Linked DNA regions of Homo sapiens: region 1 is linked to region 2. Evidence: read pairs that join two places in POLR2A ChIA-PET (ENCODE). Cell type or tissue: A673. All regions are shown on one strand. Each heading gives the region's core, and the rest is flanking DNA. Links, peaks and the distances in the headings are about the cores only.

The links. Peaks named below come from ENCODE experiments on the same cell type or tissue, not always from the same donor. Only the 100,000 strongest peaks of a DNase experiment are listed, where the experiment ranks them.
Region 1: POLR2A ChIA-PET joins it to region 2 with 6 read pairs; 4 of 35 experiments call an interaction of 5 or more read pairs at or near these places.

Annotation. Positions count from the first base shown.
Region 1 is chr2:207,661,782-207,666,043 of GRCh38, reverse strand. LINC01857 (long intergenic non-protein coding RNA 1857) reads right to left here and starts at 3,660. Exons shown (of 4, transcript NR_135566.1): 1 at 3,522-3,660. In A673, for the core only: no CTCF peak of the experiment used is centred there; a DNase peak (open chromatin) is centred at 1,993.
Region 2 is chr2:207,596,463-207,601,000 of GRCh38, reverse strand. CREB1 (cAMP responsive element binding protein 1) reads right to left here. Exons shown (of 8, transcript NM_004379.5): 8 at 1-4,087. The coding sequence ends at 3,943. It also overlaps a transcript of METTL21A not described here. Among named protein-coding and RNA genes, the nearest start is that of METTL21A, 27 kb to the left of the region's middle. In A673, for the core only: no CTCF peak of the experiment used is centred there; no DNase peak of the experiment used is centred there.

The sequences.
Region 1 (4,262 bases), core at 263-4,262, 65 kb before region 2:
AAAGGCTGGGCTCAGTGGCTCAGGCCTGTAATCTTAGCACTCTGGGAGGCCAAGGTGGGCAGATTGCTTGAGCTCAGGAGTTTGAGACCAGCCTGGGCAACATGGTGAGACATTGTCTCTATAAAAAATACACACACACACACACACACGCACGCACACAAATTAGCTGGGCATGGTGGTGCGTCCCAGCTACTCGGGAGGCTGGGCAACAGAGTAAGACCCTGTTTCAAAAAAAAAAGAATCTAGTTTTGCCCAAAGTGAGAATCTGCACAGCAAGCAACACCCTTCCCCTCCCCCTCTTCACACCCAAAACTTATCCCCTATGTCCCTCATTTTATTGAAATAAATAATTCCTGGCAGCAGTGCTCTGCAGGCCTAGGCTAGGCTCTGTGTGGGGAATCAAGGACGAATCAGACATAGAATTGCCCTGCAGTAGTTCGCTGTTGTCAGGAGAAAAAGACAAGAAATAACAGTAGCAAGAGAGAGAAAGGGGAAAGTGTCATAAGGAACACAGCTAAAGTGTTGCAGAAATTTAGAGAAGAGAGATTACTTCCAGCTGCACCCTTAATCACATACTGCCTCACATCTCTTGTATTATTGTCTTGTCTGGTTATTAATTCCTGTATCATTAAACAACAGCAAACCAGTCACACTGAATAATTAATGGTGTTGCTTCTTCCTCCACATCCAGATCATCAGCTCCTCCAAGTCAGGATTGGAGACTCTGATAGGCACATTTCAGAGGCTAATATCTATAGGCCCCCTCTTTTTTTTTTTTTTTTTTTTTTTTTTAGATGGAGTCTCGCTCTGTCACCCAGGCTGGAATGCAGTGGTGCAATCTCGACTCACTGCAACCTCCACCTCCTGGGTTCAAGCAATTCTCCTGGCTCAGTCTCCTGAGTAGCTGGAATTATAGGCATGCACCATCTTGCCTGACTAATTTTTGTATTTTTAGTAGAGATGGGGTTTCACCATATTGGCCAGGCTTGTCTTGAACTCCTGACCTCAAGTGATCCACCTACCTCAGCCTCCCACAGTGCTGGGATTATAGGTGTGAGCCCCAGCGCCCAGCCTATCTATAGCCTTAAGAATACCTGCTTCAGCAGAAGAGACCACCAATAAAATGTTATGGGAATAAAGCCTGTAACAATATAGTCCTTTATTAGCTTACTAATATTTCTTCAATGCATTCAACAAAATAGGAAATTCAAAGTGATAAATAGAAGACTGCTTTTCGGCTGGCTGCGGTGGCTCACACCTGTAATCCTAGCACTTTGGGAGGCCGAGGCGAGCGGATCACCTGAGATCGGGAGGTCGAGACCAGCCTGACCAACATGAAGAAACCCTGTCTCTACTAAAAATGCAAAATTAGCCGGGTGTGGTGGCGCATGCCTGTAATCCCAGCTACTGGGGAGGCTGAGACAGGAGAATTGCTTGAACCTGGGAGGCAGAGGTTGCAGTGAGCCGAGATCGTGCCATTGCACTCCAGCCTGGGCAACGAGAGCAAAACTCCATCTCAAAAAAAAAAAAAAAAAAAAAAGACTGTTTTTCCCTATAGTCACCTTTTTTTTAATTCTAGTGGGAGAAAATGTCTTCTTATTGGTGTTTCCTGGTTCCAGTGATGGATATCTCAGTTGGGTTTGTTCCCTCCTCTTGGCTACACAGAAATGTCAAATAAAGGTGACTAACTGTAATAGTAAATACACCTTGGGTGTTTAGACTGTTTTTATATAGTAATCTGAGACTCTTCTGAGAGCTTTTGTGTGTGCACCACCAGAGTATTGCCTTTTGGCATCATTTCCAAGTCTTTCCGAAAAACATGCTATGTTTCCTTTTTTCGTTTCTGATTTTTAAATGACAGATGGTTAGGAAAGGTCTTCTTTACTCTTATAATTATTTTCCCCAGTTTTTCTCCATTAAACAGCAATTACTCTCATGCATAATCTTCTTAAGTAGTTACTTTCTAGCTCCTGAAGAGCATAATCACCATGAATGTATTCATCTTATGCACTTCCTGGTTTTTCTCAGCGTGAAACTTCTACTGAATATAATTTGTACCACAGTAACTAACATGGACACTTAAACATGTTTGGTAGTTAACTTTTTATAAGCAGACCAAATTTTTAGATGAAACATTCATCTGTTTTACAAAGGGTCGTTTTCCTGGAATCTATCCAAAAGTACCTTCAAAGGGAAATTAGAAATATGACCACCGTATTTTAAATATTTTCCAAGGGAGTGGTGGAGTGAGAAAAATCTTTTTCCTCTGGCTTAAATTATCTCACATTATACCATGCTAAGCAGTTTACAAAACATGCAAATTATCTGCTTTGCAGAGAAGTAAAACCCCTTGTAAATTTATTTTTTCATGCTAGCAATATCAAAAACAATTTAACTTACACTATGCCAAACAAATCTTATTCTTATTAATTAATTAATTAATTAATTTGAGATGGAGTTTTGCTCTGTTGCCCAGGTTGGGGTGCAGTGGCATGATCTCGGCTCACTGCAACCTCCGCCTCCTGGGTTCAAGTGATTCTCCTCCCTCAGCCTCCCAAGTAGCTGGGATTACAGGCATTGTCACCATGCCTGGCTAGTTTTCATATTTTTAATAGAGACAGGGTTTCACCATGTTGGCCAGGCTGGTCTCAAACTTCTAACCTCAGGTGATCCACCTACCTCGGCCTCCCAAAGTGCTGGAATTACAGGTGTGAGCCACAGCACCTGGCCCCCCAAAAACTTGAGATTTAACAGTTAAACATATAAATCAAGTCATAACAAAGTAGTGAAAACAGAAACAAGCAGTTATGATATCTTCAGAAGAATTATAACTTATCTAAAAGCTTGGAAACAGTAAATGAAATATCAAAAGACAAAAACAAGAGATTTGATAATTTGTGAATTGTAATATTAAAGGCGATTTTGGCAGGCCATATTATTTTACCAGAAGCCACTCATGATGAATTTAGAAGAAATTTTATTCTTGGCATTTGGCATTCAGTGATGTCTACATTTTACAAATAATCTCAAAAGCGAATGAGACACAAAATTTTTTGCTTTTGTTGTTGAGTGTCAAAGTTTGAATTCTGTGGAAGGCATAGTATCCCTTAGTCTCTCAATAAAAAGTAGGCCGAGTGCAATGGCTCACACCTGCAATCCCGGCACACTGGGAGGCTGAGATGGATAGATCACCTGAGGTCAGGAGTTCAAGACCAGCCTGGCCAACATGGTGAAACCCCACCTCTACTAAAAATACAAAAATTAGCCGGGCATGGTGGTGCACATCTGTAATCTCAGATACTTGGGAGGCTGAGGCAGGAGAATCGCTTGAACCTGGGAGGTGGAGGTTGCAGTGAGCCAAGATCACCCCACTGTACTCTACCCTGGGTGACATAGTGAGACTCTGTCTCAAAAAAAAAGTATCCTATCTGACCCCCCATCTTAGTCTGTTTCTGCTGCTATAACAAAATACCACAGACTGAGCAATTTATTTTTAAAAACCCCAGAAATCTATTTCTTACAGTTCCGAAGGCTGGGAAGTCCAAGATGAAGGCACCAGCAGGTTTGTTGCCTGGTGAGGGCCCAGTGTTTGCTTTCATGAACACTGCATCCTCAGGAGGGAGGAACACTGTGACCTCACATGGCAGAGGGCAGAAAGGGAAAAGGGCTGAACACAGTTGGTTAAGATTTTTTGTAAGTCAGTCAAGCCTAATGCCACTCACGAGGGCTCCACTCTCATGACTTAATCACCTCTGGAAAGCCCCACTTCTTCTTTTTTTTTTTTTTTTTTTTTTGAGATGGAGTTTCACTCTTGTCACCCAGGCTGGAGTGCAGTGACACCATCTTGGCTCACTGCAACCTCTGCCTCCCAGGTTCAAGCGATTCTCCTGCCTCAGCCTCCCGAGTAGCCAGGACTACAGGTGCATGACACCATGCCCAGGTAATTTTTGTATTTTAGTAGAGATGGGGTTTCACCATGTTGGCCAGGATGGTCTCCATCTCCTGACCTTGTGATCTGCCGGCCTCGGCCTCCCAAAGTGCTGGGATTATCGGCATGAGCCACTCTGCCCAGCCAGCCCCACTTCTTAACACTGTGACATTGGTGATTATGTTTCAAAACATGAGATTTAGAGGGAACACAAACCTTCAAACCATAGTAGACTTCCAGTATCTGAATTTCAGTCACTCTCCAGAAGTCACACGTTAGTGTGTTTGGACAAAAAAAGCATTTATTACTATGTTTTTTCTCAAATATGGAGACT
Region 2 (4,538 bases), core at 328-4,327:
AAATAAACAGAGACCAATTTATGGTAATAGCTGACTGTGGCTGATCATAGAATTAAAAATTTGTTAAATATTAAAAGAAATCTAGATTGAAGTCACTTCAAGTAAGTAAAGCATCCTGGTTTAAACAAACGTATTTCTTCCTAAGCCTTTGTATGATTCCACATGTCACCCCAAAAGGTAGAAATGATAGTAGGGATTTGTCCTACAGGGATTTATCCTGAGAGACAGAGATAAACTTCAGCCAGATGACATCTGATGGGATAGGCTGCCTGACTGGTATTGTGCTTTCAGAGACTAGCACTGCTGCTGACCTACCATCAAAACACATTTTCTGACAAAATCCCTGCTCAAATGAAATGCCAAAATTCCTCCCCCAGGATGATTTTTGAAAAAATCAGTGGTTCCTTTAAAAAGCTATCTTCAAAATGTTCTTACCACTGTTATAGCTGCCACAGACAAAGCATACAAACCAAATACTTTTGGGGGAGAGGCTTTCAAGTGACTAGTAACATATTTAAAAGTATCAAGCCAAAGAAAACTAATAAAAAATAAAATACTTGGAAGAAAATTAGAAGATAAAATCAATCATGAGTGCTGGAGTAATGCAGTCATAGAAACTACCAGAAGGAATGCAACAGAACACACAAAAATGTAAAATTTCATCTGACCTCAATATACTATAATACTCAGCATTCCTGACTTAAGAGCTCTCAGAGCTTTAGATTATATACTGTATGTATATATATATATATATATATATATGTACACATATATTATACAAATGCCACCCCCCCCAAGAATATCTAAATGAAGAGAGCACCTATGACAATATTATGGTTGCCAATATGGTACTTGAGTTTGAAAAAGAATGAACTTAAAATTGTATCTGATAGCAATTATTTAATAATGAACACATTGGATCTAGCCCTTTCTAAGCCACTTTTCAGTTAAACATTATCAAAGCTTGAAAACTCATAAGAGTAATATATCAAAAATAAACCCCTCCCCACTTCATTTTTATTAATCTGTCCTATAGATAAAAGTGCCACATGGCCCTATATTTGCAAAGTGAGCAATATCAAACTTGCTATTTTCTAGGCAAATCAGTAGCATATGTACAAATTCCTATGATGACATTTTTATTCCCTTTTGGCCAATATAAAGAGAAAAACATTTATTACTGGTAATGTGGCCACATATGTTCTTGGCTACAAGGTTTTTAAAAATTATGTCATTTTCTTAATAAAGATTCTCAAAGTTTCATGCTTACAAACAAACCTCCCCACCATTCTTGCATTAAAAAAAGAAAACTGCACAAAAGATGCTTGATTTTATCTTTATAAACTGAAATCTTCAAGTTTCACCAAGGGTCTAAGACAGATTTAGCAACAGGATACATTTCTCACCTCATCATTAAGCAACTGACTTCAAAACCAGTGCAATCATCCTCAAGGTATGAAGGATAAGGTCTTTATAACTTATAAATTCATCCAGCTCACATGAATGTGATTGCCTTGATTTATCAGGGACTAAGAGGACCACCAACTTCCCAGTAAGTAGAAAGCCTGAACTTTTGAAAAAAAGCTTTAGAGAATACAAACTGCTAAACATCAGGCAATTTTTCATTTATAACACTTACTTCATTCAAAATGTTCGATTCGACATTTTGACTCAATAAATAATTCCAACTTGTGAACATATTTGTGACTTTGCTTGATTTCTGTTAAACCAGTTTTTAAAAATGACATATCTATGCGGTTACACAATTTTTATGCTATAACTTTCCCCATTAGCTCAGCAGGACAAACATCAAACTTTATAGTTGTTTGAAAGCCTTCTTGAGAATCTGGTGAACTGTCCAAACATAAAGACTACATCACTTAATTCTTAGAATGATGCTCCTTCATAAACTCTGTTCATCCTTGAAAAAAGACAATGGTTTGTTACAAACGAAAATATACCATTTACAAATGTTAATTAAAATCTTATTTTAAAATGGATCCAGCAATTAACACTTAAATCTTCATATTTTGTTGTTAAACAAGCTTGACTTTCTTAAATAACTCTTGACTAAATATAAAACATTAGTTTTCTAAGTGTCTCAACTCTTTTTTAAAAGGAATTTCCTTCCCAAATGAGACATTTTTTTTATTTTTATTTTTTGAGATGGAGTCGCCCAGGCTGGAGTGCAATGGTGCTATCTCGGCTCACTGCAACCCTCTGCCTCCTGGGTTCAAGCAATTCTGCTGCCTCAACCTCCTGAGTAGCTGGGATTACAGGCGCCAGCCACCACGCCTGGCTAATTTTTGTATTTTTAGTAGAGATGGGGTTTCACCATGATGGCCAGGCTGGTCTTGAACTCTTGACCACAGGTGATCCACCCACCTTGGCCTCCCAAAGTGCTGGGATTACAGGCGTGAGCCACTGCGCCCGGCTCCAAATGAGAAATTATAACCTAACATTATGTCAGTTTCCAATTTTTAAAATCCACCTTAGTCTTTTTTTTTTTTTTTTAAGAGTAACTGTTAGATTTATCGAGCTTAGTGAATAAAATGAGTAACAATTAAAAGTGGTATTGAAAACAATGTATGATATACACAAATACAGACTGTTTTAATCAGGAATTAAAATTATAAAATGACAAAGGCTATACAGCATATTGGAAAGCTAAAGCAGAACTAATAACTACTCTTTTTACAAGAGAACAAAAAAATGTTTTGTAAGAATGACAATCCAAATATTGCAGTACAGCAGTCATTCAAATATGTCTGAAAATAACTTTCCTTGTGCACATCTAACACTGTACTTTTTATATCCTTACAACTTCTTTCATTTAAAAAATTCACTAGAGATTCTCTGTTAAATTGTTAATATGGAAAATATTTAAAATCAGTATTTTTCTACATGTAACATTTCATAAACAAATATATATCACTTTGCTTTATTTGACATCTTGAAGGCTTTCTTGGTGGTGGTATGTAAGTGCAATGGGCAACAGTAAATTAGAAATATCTTTTTACGTAAATGAGTGACAATATAAATATTTTTGAAGGTGAGGACAATAACATTTATTTAAAAATCTTGTTATATAACTCAAGGGATTGGTTTACTGATCAGCATTTTACTAAGAATTTAGTACTAACTAAAATATGCTTTGTACTTTTATTTACTTTGCTTTAATTTAAAATTCAAATACCATGCTTTGTCGTTCAGTTGGTTACTTCTTTTAATGTATTCAAAAATGTTGAACACATACAGAACTGAATTAAGAAGCAACAACTGCCCTATGGAAGAGCTGTATTAGTACAGAATGCTTTTAAGAACCAAGGACAAATTTTCAGTATTGAAGAAGACAACATACATAAAAAGCACTCCAAATTCATTTCTAATTCCTTCAATACCATGCTAAAGTTCTTTTTTAGAGGGTATGTCTCTTAACAACTTTACATAATTCACAATGAGAATGTGACAACATGTCAATTTGGCAATCAACACTTCTTCATTGCACCTTACTTACTTTATGCATGCGGCCCACACATTACTTCAGCTCAAGAGGCTGGGGTAATTCTGTCCCTAAGGCAATCAAGGAGCTCAGCACAAACCTTGAAATCATTTTTAAAAAGATTTTCTTTTCCTCATTTCTCCCATCAATTTACAAGTAAACAAATTATTACTTCTTGAGGAGGGTGGGGGTTGAAAAGCAGAAGTCTCTTCATGATTCCTGGCGTTGAAAATTTCTTGAGGGGAGAAGTGGAGGCAGGTGTTGGAACATTCACAGTTTAATGCAAAAGCACAAATGAATGAAATTCTGTAGTTGCTTTCAGGCAGTTTTGCGCATAGAAAAAAAGAAATGTTTAGAAAATAAAATGTTTATTTTGTCTTTCAGGTTGTGGCCAAGCCAGTCCATTTTCCACCTTAACAGGTGAAAATTTAAATCCCAAATTAATCTGATTTGTGGCAGTAAAGGTCCTTAAGTGCTTTTAGCTCCTCAATCAATGTCTTGTTTTGATTTTCAAGCACTGCCACTCTGTTTTCTAAACATTTCACATATTCTTTCTTCTTTCTACGACACTCTCGAGCTGCTTCCCTACAAGCAAAAGAGGACGGGAAAAATTATGCAAATGATTTCCACATATTTATTTTGGATTACCTTTTTTTTTTCTTTTTTAAAGAAATAGCTCACAGCAACCAACATTTTAGTATATATTAAGCATTGGAAAAGATATACAGAATTACTTGGAAATTACCTTATATTAAAATTTTAATCTGGCCAGGCGTGGCGGCTCACGCCTGTAATCCCAGCACTTTCGGGGGCCAAGGCAGGGAGATCACCTGAGGTCAGGAGTCCAAGATCAGCCTGGCCAACATGATGAAACCCCTCTCTACTATAAACACAAAAATTAGCGGGGTGTGGCGGCACATGCCTGTAGTCCCAGCTACTTGGAAGGCTGAGCCATGGGCATCGCTTGAACCTGGGAGGCAGAGGCTGCAGTAAGCTGAGATTGCGCCACTGCACTCCAGCCTGAGTGACAAGAGTG